Regions from separate parts of the Homo sapiens genome. Here region 1 is linked to region 2. A link is a contact called in ENCODE Hi-C or POLR2A ChIA-PET data. All regions are on one chromosome and are shown on one strand. The core of a region is the stretch at or near the end of the contact, and the rest is flanking DNA. Distances in the headings are between cores, read along the strand shown.

The links. Hi-C counts contacts between places; a loop is a spot of excess contacts on that map. ChIA-PET counts read pairs that join two places held with the same protein, here RNA polymerase II (POLR2A). Pooled maps may share reads with other maps.
Region 1: a pooled map shows a loop between it and region 2 (3-fold over the local background). The contact joins two enhancer-like sites. A Hi-C loop is called at or near these places in 2 of 168 maps with a recorded cell type or tissue (gastrocnemius medialis and sigmoid colon) and 8 of 50 pooled maps. POLR2A ChIA-PET finds 5 or more read pairs at or near these places in 3 of 52 experiments (B cell, H1 and activated CD4-positive, alpha-beta T cell).

What each region holds. Positions count from the first base shown.
Region 1 is chr16:17,394,580-17,400,491 of GRCh38, forward strand. The region is part of intron 1 of XYLT1 (xylosyltransferase 1); the gene reads right to left. Among named protein-coding and RNA genes, the nearest start is that of XYLT1, 73 kb to the right of the region's middle. Within about 2 kb of position 2,377, at least 22 of the 41 ENCODE cell types and tissues checked have a DNase peak (open chromatin) inside an H3K27ac peak, as active enhancers do.
Region 2 is chr16:17,220,872-17,226,256 of GRCh38, forward strand. All of the region lies in intron 3 of XYLT1 (xylosyltransferase 1), which reads right to left. Among named protein-coding and RNA genes, the nearest start is that of XYLT1, 250 kb to the right of the region's middle. Within about 2 kb of position 4,105, at least 11 of the 41 ENCODE cell types and tissues checked have a DNase peak (open chromatin) inside an H3K27ac peak, as active enhancers do.

The DNA of each region.
Region 1 (5,912 bases), core at 1,127-3,626, 170 kb after region 2:
ATGGAGGAGGACAGCATTTCTGGAGATAAATAAAGCCACCACGCTTAGAGAAAACAACAGAGGAGGGTGGGAAGAGCTCTGGCCCTGGAGCTAGACCGCCTGGGTTTGAATCCCAGCAGTGCTACTGACCAGCTATGTGACCTTGGGCACACAATTTAACTTCTCTATGACTCAGTTTACCTATAGGCAAAAGGTCAGCACCTACCCCTTAGAGGAGTTGAAAAGGACAAATGAAACAGAGTATATAAAGCATTTGTTGGGCTGGGCATGGTAGCTCATGCCTGTAATCTCAACACTTTGGGAGGCCAAGGCAGGAAGATCGCTTGAGGACAGGAGTTCAACACCAGCCTGAGCAAGAGAGTGAGATCCCTGCCCATCCCCCCTGTATTAGTCCATTTTCACACTGCTATCAAGAACTACCTGAGGCTGGGTAATTTATAAAGAAAAGAGGTTTAACTCACTCACAGTTCCACATGGGCTGGGGAGGCCTCAGGAAACTTACAATCGTGGCAGAAGAGGAAGAGGGGCAAGGCACATCTTATACGGCAGCAGGAGAGAATGAGAGTGAAGGGGGAACTGCCAAACACTTTTAAAGCATCAGATCTCATGAGAACTCACTCACTATCATGAGAACAGCATGGGGAAAACCTCCCCCCTCATCCAATCACCTCCCACCAAGTCCCTCCTTTGGCACATGGAGATTACAATTCGAGATGAGAGCTGGATGGGGACACAGAGCCAAATCATATCAACCCCCACCCACACCAATCTCTTAAATATTAAAAAATGGAAGGGTGGTGCATTCCTGTAGTCCCAGCTACTTGGGAGGCTGAGGCAGAAAGATTACTTGAGCCTAAGAATTCAAGGCTGCAGTGAGCCATGATCGCACCACTGCACTCCAGCCTGGGCAGCACAGCGAAACCTTATCTCTAAAAAAATAAAAATAATCACATAAAACAAAGCATATGTCACAAGTGCCTGGCACATCACAATGACTCCCTATAAATAATCATAATAATTATTCTTGCTCATTATAATACTTTGAGCTCTGCTCACAGAAGTACAGAACAACACAGGTGCCCCTGTTAAACTGAAGCCAAACTTCTAAAGCAGATCAATTACCAGGAGATCATTCACAATATAAAGGATTCTCATCGGGGACTCCTTTAAATACAGTGAAATCTGTGAAGGGCTTTTCAAATCGGAATCAATTTACCATATTGACATGGAATTCTTCAGGGACCCTTCGGGGAAGGACTCAGATGTAGTGTCCTCTCTGTCACTCTCATCTGTTGGTTGGTGAACAGCAGACTCTGTTCACCATTCCTACAATCAGCCAAGGGGGGCTGTGATGTTTCACAAGGCGCCACGGCAGAGAGATGAAAGTTGTTATGGGTGCTGTTGGATTTTAGGGCTGCTAAGAGAACCAGATGTTTAAAAGTAGCCCTGTGCAAGTCCAAGCCAGAGCTGCCAAATTCTCGACGCATGAAAAACAAAGGCGTCTGGCTTGGGAAAGTTTGTCCCAGGCAGACTCTCTGAGTCTATTTAGAAAGGGTTACAATGCAACGTTTGTATCTACACCCCTCCTGTACAGGTTTGCAAAACCGGAAATAATGCCTGTCACTCATGCAGTGACTCCTGGGCACAACCTTACAGCCAGTCCCTGTGCTGGGCATCAAGGAAATACAGAGATGACGTGAAATACCTGCTGGGTGAGCCATAGAAGCAAAGCGTTATTTGCTTCTGAGTCTGAAAGCTCAGCTGGGTGACCTTGGGCATGTTGCTTAACCTTTCTGTGATTCAGTCTTCTCATCTGTGAAATGGGGATAGCAGCAGGACCTTCCACACAAACTCACTGTGAGAAATGAGTAAAGATAAATGAAGGGGTTGGAACAGCTCCTGGCACACAGTAAGTGCTCAATAAATGTGTTTATTCTTAGTTGTGGTAGTAGACTGCTGATAAGGGGCTAAATTCAGGGTGTTAGGGTAGTACATAAAAAAGCTATCTAGGCTGGGCGCGGTGGCTCACGCCTATAATCCCAACACTTTGGGAGGCCGAGGCAGGCAGATCACTTGAGGTCAGGAGTTTGAGACCAGCCTGGCCAAACAGTGAAACCCTATCTCTACTACAAATACAAAAAATTAGCCGGGCGTGGTGGCAGGTACCTGTAATCCCAGCTACTCGGGAATCTGAGGCAGGAGAATGGCTTGAACCCAGGAGGTGCAGGTTGCAGTGAGCCAAGATCAGGCCACTGTACTCTGGCCTGGGCAGAGTGGGACTCCACCTCAGAAAAAAAAGTATCTAACTAGAGTATCAGGAAATGATTACCATCCCATACCATAGCCAGATTCAGCTCGTGGCCTATTTTCGCAAATAAAATTTTATTGGCACACAGCCACGTTCATTTGTTTACATGTTATCTCTGGCTGCTTTCCGGCTGCAGAGGCACAGTTCAGTAGTTGCCAAGGAGACTGAAGGGCCCTCAACATCTAAAATACCTCTTATCTGCTCCTTTAAGAAAAGGCTGGCCAACCTCTGATCCAATTCAATTCAGGAGGGATGTGATCAGGGAAGGCTTCCTGGAGGGTGACAACGTAAATTTTCCTTGGTTAATATTGACTCTTGCATTTCAGAGTTATTGAGGAGGATGCTTGGATCGGCAGGTTCGGGTAACAGAAAGGAAATAAGCATTGCCATCGACCTCTATCTGAATCAAATCCTACAGCAGGCATCACAGAACGGTGGCTCATGGGCCCAGAAACAGTCTGCAATCTAATTTGATATGAACCTGTGGTGCTTAAAAAACACCCGAGACAACATTGGATGGCTGGGATACATCATAATAAACCGCCTTTCCGGCTTCTATTAAAAACTCTGACGATCTGGCAACCCTGGGCCCACCCTTCCCATGGAGACCCCTTTTGCTGGGGTACCTGTTCTCCAGATCACCATGAGAACCTTTTCATTCCCCCCTTTACTCTATGTCTACAGCCTCTGCTCTGATGCTATCAAAGGCCTCTCACACATATTCTTGGTTCCCTGCCAACCCAGGCAGACAAGGCAAGCTGAGAAAACTAAAGTTCAGAGAGGTCAAGTGACTTTCCTAGGGATAGCCATCTGGTGAATGATAAAGCTGGACCGGAACCTGAGCCTTTGAGTCTAGCTCACTGTCCCTCTTCAGACATACAAACAGCGGAATGAGTCATTGCTACGATTTTACTAGGGCACTCCATAGTTTGAATAGCTCTTTTTTTTTTTTTTTTTTTTTGAGACAGTGTATTGCCCAGGCTGGAGTGCAGTGGTGCGATCTCGGCTCACTGCAACCTCTGCCTCCCGGGTTCAAGCGATTCTCCTGCCTCAGCCTCCTGAGTAGCTGGGATTACAGGCATGCACCACCATTCCCGGCTAATTTTTGTATTATTAGTAGAGACGGGGTTTCACCGTGTTGGTCAGGCTGGCTCAAACTGCTGATCTCGTGAACAGCTCTTTCACATATACGAGTCCAGATTGGAAAATGCAGACCTTGGATCCACGGAGGCCACGTAAATATTGAGTGGCATATGGTCACCAAAGGACTGACAAGGCAAGAGGCTAAAACTCCAGAAAGATAAGGACTAGAAGTGCATCTAGTCTATCTCAGGAGTCAGAGTGGGCAAATCTACTGAATCCAACAAGCACTGCTTAAGTGCCTGCTGGAATCAAGACAAAGAAAGAGGCCCAGCTCCCCATCTGGGGCTTAGAATGTCACAGGGAGGGTGTTACCTGTAAAGTAACAACGTAAGACCGACTGTGTTTCTGCAAGACTAAAGGGCAGAGACAGCTGAAACTTCGGTGGCCTACATGGCAGATTTAAGGACTTACTCAGGGCACAGGTGGAGACGTGGATTTAAGTGAGTATGAGTGATTTTTTTCGGGGAGTAGATGATGGGTGAACCATGGCCCTTGGATGATGTATTCGTTTCTTGCCAGCTGCCATAACAAAGCACCACTAAATGGCTTAAACAATCAAAATGTATTGCCTCCCATTTCTGGAGCCTAGAAATCTAAGATCAAGGTGTTGGTAGGGTTGGTTCCTTTTGAAGCCTGTGAGAAAGAATGTTCCATGCCCCTCTCCTGGCTTCTGGTGGTCTGCTGGGAATCTTGAATGTTCCTTCGCTTGTAGATACATCATGCCCCTCTCTGCCTTCGCCTTCACAAAGTGTCCTCCCTGTGTGCATGGCTATGTCCAAATGTCCCCGCCCCCCCCCACTGTTTTTTTGTTTTGTTTTGTTTTGTTTTGTTTTTGGCAGAGTCTTGCTCTGTCACCCAGGCTGGAGTGCAGTGGCTCGATCTCGGCTCATTGCAACCTCTACCTCCCAGGTTCAGGTGATTCTCCTGCCTCAGCCTCCTGAGTAGCTGGGATTACAGGTGCATGCCGCCACACCTGGCTAATTAAAATGCCCCCTTTTTATAAGGACACCAGTCATATTAGCTTAGGGACCCCCCCGCTTCTAGTATGACTGCATCTTTGCAAATTACATCTGCAATGACCGTCTTTCCAAACAAGGTCAACTTCCAATGTACTGGAAATCGGGACTTCAACATATGAATCTGGGGGCAGGAGAGGGGACATAATTCAACCCATAACAGATGACATCCTCAAAGTCACTGGGAAGCATGGCAACGGAGGCTGAGATGCTCAAGGCCATCCTCGAGGCTCCTCCCCACAAAGGGTAAAGACCTGGGTTCTCCCTGGCCTTTCTGGGCAGAATGAGAGTCCCCAGAGGTTCTGGTGCTGTTGGAAGGATCCTAAGCATCAAGGGAAGGGGTGTGGACAACTCCAGGCCTCCAGCACTGAGAGCAGGAGGGAAGCCCTGCTCCCTCCTCATTACACTGTGGAAAACAGAAAACTCAATTTATTTAAGAATAAACAGGCTTTAACCTGAAGTTCATTCTCCCGCTCCATGATGCTTTAGCATCTACATGCAACCGCAGCTGCCAGCATCATGCCCCGGTTGCACAGTCCGAAGGACCTATATTGGAAAAATAATGGCATTTTCTCAACAAATTATCTCACAGCTGAAGTAATAACTTGTTTAAAGATACGCCAATTCAGATTTTCATCCCCTTAACCTGCCACTAAAAGAAAAGCGGTGTCATCCCCATGGCAAAACAGGAGCAGTTTAATCACTTCTGCACCCCTGTCCTCCGGCCCTCGCCCCCAACTCCAGCCCCCACCACCACCCACAGCTGCACGTTTATTAATTTTAAGCCATTGACAGAGTCTCTTTGGAAACCATGTTTTTTTACTTCTCAGGTCAACATCCTCCAGCTCTGTTATAATAAAGTACACACTGCCAGAGATAAAGCAAATATTTCTTTGGGAAAGGAAAACAAAATAGAGTGGCTGTGTTTTCAACACAATCGCTAAGGATCCAGCCAGCGGACTTCTTCTCCAACAGCAGCCATCAGGCTAACTGGCCCTCACCAGGCTTCTCATTTATTTGGCAACAAGGAAATCACAGCTTCAAACTCTCTCCTGGCAACAGCAGCTTTCTCAGTCTTCGGCCAGGTAGACAGGAAGGACAGGGGCTGACAGTGAAAGGAATGCTGGGAGACACATCAAGCATTCAATCAACAAACAGTGGGTGCAGCTGACCCTGTGCCTGGCACTATGCTAGATTCTAGGTACCTCAGTGACTAACACAAATTATAGTACCTACTGTCCCCAAAGAACTTGCAGTTTAGGGGCTGGGCGCCATGGCTCACACCTGTAATCCCAGCACTTTGGGAGGCCAAGGTGGGCAGATTATTTGAGGTCAGGAGTTTGAGACCAGCTAGCCAACATGGTAAAACCCTGTCTCTACTAAAAATACAAAAATTAGCTGGGAGTGGTGGCACGCGCCTGTAATCCCAGCTACTTAGGAGGCTG
Region 2 (5,385 bases), core at 2,855-5,354:
AAGTGCGCCTTTGCTTGTTTATGTCCTTTTCTTAAAAGCAACAGATTGTGTAGTATTGGAGGTACATGAAAATGTGGAAAGATTGGCTTTCTGTTTTATCTCTGTCCCTTGGCACAAAATAGGCACTAGGGCAATAAATGCAGAATGAGTGAGTGATCCAGACACTCCTTGGCCATGTTTTCCACCCTTACGGCTTCATGGTGGCAACAACATTTCCTTGCCTCTTGTTAATAATCATCACCTCCTAACATATTGTTTGGGGTCCTCGTCCCTCTCCGGCAGCCATCACTCCTTTTCAATATTCACAGAACCATGTCCTATAGTCAATAAAGCTACGGGAAGCTGACTGATTGGCAAAAAACAGGTCTCTACTAAAAATGCTAACCCCAGAAACAATGCATACACACTGACCCTGCCAGAAATATATTGACAAAAGCCAGCATTTTTTTAAGCACTTACTATATGCCGGGCATGGTATCAAGAGTGTTTTCGGTTGGTTGGTTGGTTGGTGGCAATTTTTCCAGTTCATCGTCTCAAAACACTGAGACAGATGCCATCATTATCCCACTTTTGCCAAGGAAGAACAGGTTGAGACTCAAGAGGTTATATAGCATAACCAAGATCACACAGCTAGTGGCCAAGCTGGGATCTGAACCCAGACTAACCTGCTTCCAAAGCCATTACTCCAACCTGCCTTAAATGTATTAAGAATATGTTTTAAGCAGAGTGTGGTGGGGTGCACCTGTAGTCCCAGCTCTTCGGGAGGCTGAGGCAGGAGGATCGCTTGAGCCTGGGAGGTTAAGGCTGCAGTGAGCTATGATCACGCCACTGTACTCTAACCTGGGCAACAGAGTGAGACCTTGTCTCCAAGAAAAAATAAAAAGAACAGGTTTCAGATGACTTATAAGAGAGGAAGTTGACAGTTCCTTTGTGCTTTACATAGAGCACTAAAATCCAGTATGAGCCAGGGCAATGCTGGGCTCAACACATGGATCCCAAAATCGCAGTGGCTTGAACCCAACAAAGGCTTATTTCCTGCTCCTATGCAGCTTGAGCAGCTCTCCTACAGGGCCGTCCTCCAAGAGGTGACTTGAGGATCCAAATTGCTTCAACTACACAATCCCACTCCTTAGCACCCTTCTCTTGCAGTGCACAGAGAGGACAGCGATTGGCATGACAAATTCACAGCCCGTCAACTGGCTTGGCCAAGAAGTAACCATCATTTCCACTCACGTTCCTCTGAGGGAGACTGAATCCTAGGACCCGACCCAGATACCTGGGAGTTAGTAATGGAGAGAAGAACATGGGTCCTAGAGGAACATTTATATTTTATGTCACAGAAACATACTAAGTTATGCCCTAAGCCAGCACTTCTTGACCAGGGACAATTTTGTCTCCCTGAGGACATCTAGCAATGTCTGGAGACATTTTTATTTGTCACAACTGGAAGAAAGAATGCTACTGGCACCTAGGAGGTAGAAGCCAGGGATACCGCTAAACGTCCCACCATGTACGGGACGGCCCCCACAGAAGGGATTATCTGGTTCAAAATGTCAAATGCCAAGGTTGAGAAACTGCTTGAAACCCGTGATCCTGAAAAAGATTGTCTGAGGAGCTTATTAAAATGCAGAATCTAGACCGGGCGCAGTGGCTTACGCCTGTAATCCCAGCACTTTGGGAGGTGGAGGCGGGTGGATCACTTGACGTCACGAGTTCAAGATCAGCCTGGCCAAAATGACGAAACCCCATCTCTACTAAAAATATAAAAATTAGATGGGCACAGTGGTGTACACCCATAATCCCAGCTACTTGGGAGGCTGAGGCATGAGAATCAATTGAACCCGGGAGGCAGAGATTGCAGCGAGCCGGGATCGTGCCACAGCACTCCAGCCTGGGTGACAGAGCAAAACTCTGTCTCAAAAAAAAAAAAAAAAAAAAAAGAATCCTGCATTCCTCCCTCCAGATCACCACCCTGGCAGTATTTCAGTATTTTCAGGGGCCCTCTGGCAACTGTGACGGCCGCTCTTCGTGAACCACACTCAGGGAAACCTCACAGGAAAGAGGAATCAAGAACACCAAGCGGGGGCTGGGACTAGGCGCTGATGAACTCACACAGAGACACCCCTCAAATGCTTCAGGGTCAGTGTGAGGCAACTGCGCCAGGAAAAAAAAAAAAAAAAGAAAGGCTGACATTTGTTAAGTGCCTCTCTCTGTCTCTTTCGTGCAAGCCTTGAATTGCAGGGAACATATTCTAAGACTAACCTGTCAGCCAGTAACAACTAAATTACTAACCTTGCCTCCCGCTGTGCCCCGTATCCCTGTCAGATGCACAGTCGCACTCACAGAGGAATGCTTCCTGGAGATGTGTTCCCAGCATTGGGGAAGCTGACCCTTTTGCAGGAACAGAGCCACGTGGTCACATGTATTTCACAGGGGCCAGGGGGCTGGAAATAACCCAAAGGAAAGGGAAGCAACTCTGGGCAGAGCAGTAGGGCAATCAGAGTGGTTGAGGCTCTTGGTCAAAACCACGTCTGCTTTATTCATGGCACTCACTACAACCTACTTCACATCGTTTGCAGTCAGGTCTTGCCAAGAGGCTGTGCTTTAGCCAATAAAATAGAAATGTGATGCACACAACTTCTAGGCTTACCCATGGACACCTGTGCATGCTTCTCTGTGCTATTTCCCTCTTCACTGTCTGGGTGCAGAAGAGCACGGTGACCTTGGATGCTGTGTGTTGAAGATAGTGGAGATAGTGGAGTCAGATGGAAAGGGCCTGGATCCCTGAATTACAACATGGAGGGGAGTCAATCAGGAACATCTATTTTGGATGGCAGAGGATGAAGACATCAACCATCTTCATGTTAGAGACATTATACACTGGTGGCTGTGTTCCAATAAAATTTGACTTACAAAACAGGTGGTGGGCTGGATTCAGCCCACTGGCTACAGTTTACCCATCTCTGGTTGAAGAGAAGCTCTATCTACCAAATAAAGTACTAGTCTTCCAGAAAGAGTTATCTGATTAGACAGTTTGCCCTGTGTGACCTCAACGCAAACAAACATTGCTACGTTTGATTGTTATAGCAGCTGATGTTCCCTAACTAATATAGTGATTCTATACCTGGTTACTGAAGGCAGAAAGGCTTGGGTTCAAATTCTAGGACCAGACCTCGCTAGCTCTGTTATCTAGAGAAGCTACCAGAACCTTTGAGCTTCAATTTCCCAAAGTGGAAAATGGAAAGGAAATACTGAAGAAGGTAACCTGACATATTTTAATTGAAGGCTGTGGTATATTGGTCATCTAGGAGCTGTTGTACAGATGTTCTGATTGTTGACCACATTCTATCAGCGACAAGACGGACAGGAGGAAAAGCAAGGCATTGAGATGGGTGAAGGTGAACCATTTACAAAGCCTAAACTTTCCATACATTTCTTACATGAACAAATGAATGACCCAACGAACACTTTTAGCAGCATCTGCCTTCTATGAAGACCAGGCACGTGCATGCCTAATCACCCTTTGGGGGCAAGAGCCATCTGTGATTTGGCTTGTTTTCTTTCACAGTCTTATTTCGCAGTCTTATCAGTGTATCTGTGCAAAAGATTACTCAGTGTACGTGCACTTGTTAGCAGATGCAGGGAAGCTATCACAATTTAGAAAGCACGTGCTTTATACTTTCAAGTCAGGCTTCCCTCTGCGTCCTGGCTCTGTCACTTATTTGATCTGTGGTCTTGGGCAAATGGCTTCATGAACTCTTGAAGCCTCCTCAGCTTCCAAATCTGCAAAAGGGGTATGCCAGAGACAGCTAACCATCCATCAACATCCATTTTCCCCTCTGTTATACACAATTACAAATGAGAATGTGACACTTATCAACATTTCTTCAACACTTCTCAGCCTCTCTTGTAGCGAGGTGCATGAGGCTCTCCCTAGATTTTAAGACAGGAATCTTAAATATTTTATTTTCTATAAGAGGACAGACAGTAAACACTTTGGGCTTTGTGGGCCATATGGTTCTCTGTTGCAACTTCTCAACTCTGCCACTGTAGAGAGAAGGCAGCCACAGACAAGACCAAAACAAATGAGTGTGGCTGTGTTCCAATAAAACTTAACTTACGCAACAGGTGGTGGGCCGGATTTGGCTTGTGGGCTATCATTTGCCAGTCCCTGGTTTAACAGATGCTCAGCCTACCAAATATAGTATTAGTCTTCCAGGAAGAGTCATCTGATTAGACATTTTGTCCTGTGTGACCTCGTAAGCCACCAATTCTTATTTTACACACACACACACACACACACACACTCTCTCTCTCTCTATTTATAATTGGTCTGTGTCTCTGAAATTCTCATCATGTTCTGAAACGTCAACTGTTTCCTGATCTTTAATCCCAGTCTCCATGGGCCATGTCCCTCTCCCTTTCCTCCTCCTTTTTAGGACCAACTCCATAATTTGCAGGGCTCACTACAGATGAAAATGCAAGGCCCCTTGTTCAAAAAATATTAAGAGTGTCAAGACGGTGAAAGCAAAGCATAAAATCTAACATGGGGCTTTCTGAGCATGAGCTCAGGTTACAAAGTCCACCAAGCAGACCCTGCTGGTCTGGCTTGTATTACCATCAGCAAACCCAGAAAGTTTTCTGCCTAATTTCTTGACAAGTCCAGAAACTTGCCACCTGCGAGCTGCTTGAAGCGTTTCAGGAATGGTTTTGCACATCACAAGAAGAAGGAGGAAAAAAAAAAAACCCAATTTTCTTTTAGTATATTACTTGTTAGACAGCGAAATGGAATATAATTATGGTGTGACATTTCCAACAGCAAATATGTTCCAGTGTAAGCAATTAACACCGGTTCTTTTGGCAGGCTTAAAAAGATTACTCAGAGACTGTGGTAAGTTACAATGCCCCATGAATCATAAATAATGTAGAATCGCAGCTAAGTTGCATTCTACGACCAAAGTTCAAATTTCTTGATGAAAATAAATTGGGTGCTTTTAACCCTCTGTTGACTTCATGTGGCTTAAGCAGATTCGGATCATAAGTTCTTTGGATTTTTGTAAATTACATATTTACCTTACCCCTAAGAACATCTGCAAAAAATTATAAAAAAAAATCTGCATGTATTCATTTCAGCTGCTGGAAATTTGCATGAGGTAGTGGGTTTGAAGGGGACCCCTCCAGGATGGACAGAATGGGGGAGACGGCTTACACTGAGAACTATTATCCTTGGAGGCTGTTATGGTTAAATGATGAAGTCCCAAGATTTAGTAGAAGGCATATCTGGACCTATGTCCCTATTCTCTCTGCCATTCTTGACACAACCAAAGGGAAGGCAGCACCTTCTGAATGTATTTGTGCAGCTTGTGACTCTGAGCAACTGAAACC